Linked DNA regions of Homo sapiens: region 2 is linked to region 1. The links are chromatin contacts, found by Hi-C or POLR2A ChIA-PET in ENCODE. All regions are on one chromosome and are shown on one strand. Each heading gives the region's core, a stretch centred on a gene start or an enhancer-like site at or near the end of the contact. The rest is flanking DNA. Distances are from core to core; before and after follow the strand shown. Region 1 has its middle 17 kb from the start of ENTPD6. Region 2 overlaps PYGB (glycogen phosphorylase B).

Region 1 (2,569 bases), core at 34-2,533:
GGAGTGTAGGAGCCTAGGAAGAAGACGGACTCTCCAGAGGGAGAGGGCCAGGCCCAGTTAATAACTGTAGTTATTAAACTCTGGAGCAATTGCTGTCTGCCCCACACAGTCTATGATTATAGATAGTCTTGTTGCTTAACTGCTCAGCAGACAGATGCTTGATTCCTGGGGCCATTGCATATTTGTAACACCTAGGAGGTCTAAAATATTGGCAGGCAAGTTTGTTTATCCAACACTGAATGAGATCTGGATTTGCCAGTCACTGTGCCAAGCACAGGGAAGCAAAGGGACCTGAGGCCCAGACCCAGGCCTTTGTAGAATGTGCCCATTCCAGCAGGAGTGGCTGGAGGGCTCCCCACAGATAAGGACAGGATGGGGTGCTCTGTGCCAACTGGTGAAATGAGAACAACCGCAGGAATGCAGAGGAGGAAAAGGAATGTGTGTGGAAAAAAGACAAATGACACGGAGAAGTAGTAAGAGCAGAAAGACCCTGTTTAACGTGACCTTCAATGCATTTTCTTTGAGATGAGTGTGGGCTTGCCTGAAAAGGTGAGAAGACAAGATATGTTCAAGGCATTCAGCCATGATGGCACCATTACACTCCAACCTGGGCAACAGAGCAAGACCCGATCTCTGAGGGAAAAGAAAAAAAAAGAAAAAAGAAAAAAAAAAAATATATATATATATAATAATGACTTTTCTGTATTTAATTCATAAGTGAGAGGCTTCCAAACTTACCTTAAAAATGCACTATGTCAAGGCACAGTCTCTCACTTTTGACAGAACTTGTGAGGAAAATGCGAGCTGCAAAATGTTTTCCTGTCTGAGCCTCCTCTTCACGATGGGAATGCAGTGCTCAGGGAAACACATCCCAGCTCCATGAGAGAAGGGAGGGAGTAGACTAGTATGCTCTGAGCTCCCTTTCTGCTCCAAAACTCTAAGATTCCATGAGTTAGGGTGTCAGTGACCCTCCCCCAGTGGCCCTCAGACCCTAGCTTTCCAGCACCAACTCCAGTCAGCTCCAACTGCCTGTATCTCATCTCTGGGCCCGAAGGCTCTTTCAAGAACTTGAGTGTGCAGCAGGTCAGATATGCAGAGGGAATAGCACTCAACAATAACTGACAGGACCCAGTGTATAAACACTCCAGCACCCTCCTGCCTCAGGCTCAAAGCATTATGACTTATGACTCAAGGCATTGAGTCATCATTTGTAATAGAAAAACTTGGAAATATATGGCAAGATATGTAATAGCCACACAACACCTCTCTCTTCCTTTGGAGTGCAGTGGTGCAATCACAGCTCATTGCAGCTTCTCCAGCCTCAGCCTCTCCAGTAGCTAGAGGTCTTGCTATGTTGCCCAGCCGGTCTTGAAATCCTAGGCTCATGTGAACCTCCTCCTTGACCTCCCAAACTTCTGGGATTACAGGCGTGAGCCATGGTGCCAGGCCAAAAAAAAAATGTGTAGACAGCCCCAGCCTCCTCCTTGTGATACTATACTGCCGCCTAATGTCCTCTCAACAAATGACACCAAATACATTCTCCACGTGGATTCAGAAATTGTATAAACAAGGTTGAAGTTGAAACATTTTATTGTGATAGGAAAACATTTTGGAAACCAGTCTGCACATATGCACGTATGCTTGTGCATTTATGAAGTATATCTGGAGAACACAAATAAGCTGTTAACAGCAGATGCCTCCAGGAAAGGGAACTGGCAGGCTGAGAAATCTACCAAAATCATGGTGATGACGATGGTGATGACGTTATTTTGTATCTTTTAAATTTTGAGGCATACAATGTCCTGCTAATTGAAAAAAATTTTTAACTTAAAAAAACATTTATTAAATGTTGACGCTATGATGACTAAGGGGCCATCTTTTCTTCATTCATTGATTAGTGTTCTTAACAAATACTTACTGAATGCTTCCTGTGAGGGGGGCACTGTTTGGAGGAAAAACAGTGAGGAAGACACGCTCCCACCCTCCTGGAGCAGAGATGCTCAGAGGACTGCCCGGGACACCGCATGGTGAAGGTGGCCGAGCCCACGGCCTGGGTCTTAGGCTGGCCGGCCACGTGGAGCGGCACCCACCCAGCCCTGCTGCCGTGAGTCAGTGCCGTGGGGAGCAATCGCATGCATGGGCTTCAGACCTGCATTGGGCCTCTTTATTTGGGCACTTCAGCCTTATCCTAATTAATATGACACTTCACAAGCAGCATATAAGGGACATTTTATTCACCCAGCAGGTGCAGCACACACATTCTTCTCCAGTACCATGGAAAACTTGCAAAAAGTTACAAAGAGGGATACAAAGCTCATGTCAACAACCTCCACAGAGTGGATATCAGAGATGACACTCCCTGGCCCACAGCTCAATCAAGTGAGAATTCACTGATTAAAAGGTAAATTTAGAAATTAATTCAAAAATTTAAAAATGTTTCTTTTTTAATCTTTTTTTAAAGTTTATTAGCAATCTAAAAAAATACTGGTTATTTTTTTGACTTAAAGAAACCACTAACTTGCTAATCTCTAGGACATACAAGTTCCATTTATGGTCATGAACTTCATAG
Region 2 (2,569 bases), core at 51-2,550, 100 kb after region 1:
GGGATGAAATGACTGAATGGCACCCCTTGTGCGACCTTCAGGTGGCCATCCAGCTGAACGACACCCACCCCGCCCTCTCCATCCCTGAGCTCATGCGGATCCTGGTGGACGTGGAGAAGGTGGACTGGGACAAGGTGAGCATGGAGGAAAAGGGCGGCACCTCCCCAGAGCCTGGAGCCCGTGCAGACCAGGGCTACAAGGAGCTGAGCTGGGGGGCCTCTTCCCTGGCCTTGGGAGAGCTGTGTGGTCATCATGCCCAGGAGAGACGCGAGCTGTGGGAGGGGTCTGGTTCCAGGAGACGGAGGTTCCGGGGGCCAGAGTATGGGGTCAGGGCGCGGGGGAGATGATAAGGATAGGGCTGTGACACTTCTCAGGGTTTCCCGTTGGTGCATTCTCATCTTGAAATTTGGTGACAGCTCCCCAAAGCGTTAAGTGTTTAGAGGTCTGTGCTCTATTCATGCACCTGCCCTCGCGATTCAGTGTATTTTGGACTTAAATATGTTTGTGTGGTAGGATTTTCTTAATCTAACCGTTACCAAATCAACATGTGGAACCATAAAACAGGCCAATGTGGTGACTCACACCCGTAATCCTAGTGCTTCGGGAAGCCAAGGCAGGAGGGTTGCTTGAGGCCGGAAGTTAGAGACCAGCCTGGGCAATACAGCAAGACCCCACCTCTAAAAAAAAAGCCAGGTGTGGCAGCACACACCCAGAAAAATAAAACCAAAAGAAACCATAAAACGATTTTTTTTAACTCCGTTTTGTAGAAACCCAAGCCCCTCTCTGGTCTTGGGGTGTGTGCACTCCAGGTGAGGCTGTACCTGTTGTGGGTACCCCAGTTCTGGCCAGCATAGGGCAGGTCTGTGTAGTAACCAGTGTCCTCCCCACCATGTCTGGCCACTTTAGTGGAAATAAATAGAAAACTGCTCAATGGTCTGTCCGTTTACCAGTGACGGCAGAGTGTGAAGGTGACTCCAGGTAGCAGGCGATTGTGTCTTATTTGTGTGTGTGTCACGCACTGGACCATAATGTCACACTTCAGTGGGTTGCGTCAGCAGAGTGAGGGCTCTGGGCTGCGTGTCAGGCTTTCAGAGGGCTCCAGATCCACCTTGGAGAGCAGAGGGGACGGTGGCCCTTCCTGGGGTACCCAGCATCTGCCTGGGATCCTGGACGCTCACCCTGCCTAGGCAACTGGCCAGAGAGCTGCTTGTTTCTAAACAAACACATGGGAACATTCTCTAATGGCCTAGGCCTGGGAAATCACGAAGAAGACCTGTGCATACACCAACCACACTGTGCTGCCTGAGGCCTTGGAGCGCTGGCCCGTGTCCATGTTTGAGAAGCTGCTGCCGCGGCACCTGGAGATAATCTATGCCATCAACCAGCGGCACCTGGACGTGAGTGTGGGCCCAGCTGGCCGTGTAGGGTGGCGGCTACACCCATGCCAACGGCCCCCCACCTGGCCTGGGAGAGGAGGTGCTTTGCTCCTTGAACGAGGCACCCTCTGTTCAGCAGAGGATGCTTGGGGCTGGGGGCTGTCCCTTGGCAGAGCTATTGGCTGATCCCCACGCCTGGCCCACAGCCTCAGGTTCCTCTTTGTAAATTAAATTGCACGTCCTCTCCCTCAGACCCATCTTCCTCAGACAGCAGCCCTGTGGGTCCCTGGGCCGGGCTGGGCCCTTTCCTGGGCTGGGGAGTTGGGTGAGCGAGAGCCTCCTCCTCAAGCTGGGCCTGGGCTCTTGTGAGATGCCTTGGAGGTGCCTGCTGGGTCTGGGAGCACTTGAGGGAGGTCTGGCTGTCACAGCCCCAGAACTTCCCTGGAGGCAGCAGAGCTTCCCATGGGTGGTCATGGAGTGTCCCCTGGTCATGGGGAGTGCTGGGTCTCCGTGGGGCCTCCTGTGCCCACCCACCTGCCTCTGTGTTTTGGCACCAGCACGTGGCCGCGCTGTTTCCCGGCGATGTGGACCGCCTGCGCAGGATGTCTGTGATCGAGGAGGGGGACTGCAAGCGGATCAACATGGCCCACCTGTGTGTGATTGGGTCCCATGCTGTCAATGGTGTGGCGAGGATCCACTCGGAGATCGTGAAACAGTCGGTGTGAGTGGGGCGCTTGCCCGAGCGGGGCCAGCTCTGTCTGACACCCAGGCCTGCGTCTAGGACCATCCACCAAACACATGGACCCAGCTATATAGCATACAACCTGTGCCACTAGGCCCCTGCCTCCATAGGAATGACAGAGCTGCCCAGAACACCCTGTCAGGGTCACGCCTTGTTGTGCGTTCACCGACCAGCACACGGGGGCCTCTGGAGGGCTCTGGCTCTGCGGGCAACGGGGAGACGGCTTTGTCTCCTGTTGCTCTCCTGCGCCCCTGCCTTCCTGGGGGTCCAGTCGGAGGCTCTGCACCACTGGTCCACCTGCCGCTGGCAGGGCTTGGACAGGGCTTGAAGGTGGGATTCTTAGGTCAGATCTTGTTCTTGCCCCTCTTAGGTGGGGCGTGATCTAGGAATTACTCCCACTCTTTCACGTAGCATGTGCTGAGCACCTACTGTGAGTACTGAGCAGGCAGCA

The links. Hi-C counts contacts between places; a loop is a spot of excess contacts on that map. ChIA-PET counts read pairs that join two places held with the same protein, here RNA polymerase II (POLR2A). Pooled maps may share reads with other maps.
Region 2: a pooled map shows a loop between it and region 1 (2.4-fold over the local background). The contact joins two enhancer-like sites. A Hi-C loop is called at or near these places in 1 of 168 maps with a recorded cell type or tissue (PC-9) and 2 of 50 pooled maps. POLR2A ChIA-PET finds 5 or more read pairs at or near these places in 2 of 52 experiments (H1 and WTC11).

Annotation. Positions count from the first base shown.
Region 1 is chr20:25,177,853-25,180,421 of GRCh38, forward strand. No RefSeq gene overlaps it. Among named protein-coding and RNA genes, the nearest start is that of ENTPD6, 17 kb to the right of the region's middle. Within about 2 kb of position 1,284, at least 15 of the 41 ENCODE cell types and tissues checked have a DNase peak (open chromatin) inside an H3K27ac peak, as active enhancers do.
Region 2 is chr20:25,279,016-25,281,584 of GRCh38, forward strand. PYGB (glycogen phosphorylase B) reads left to right here. Exons shown (of 20, transcript NM_002862.4): 9 at 42-134; 10 at 1,251-1,397; 11 at 1,934-2,097. Among named protein-coding and RNA genes, the nearest start is that of PYGB, 32 kb to the left of the region's middle. Within about 2 kb of position 1,301, at least 7 of the 41 ENCODE cell types and tissues checked have a DNase peak (open chromatin) inside an H3K27ac peak, as active enhancers do.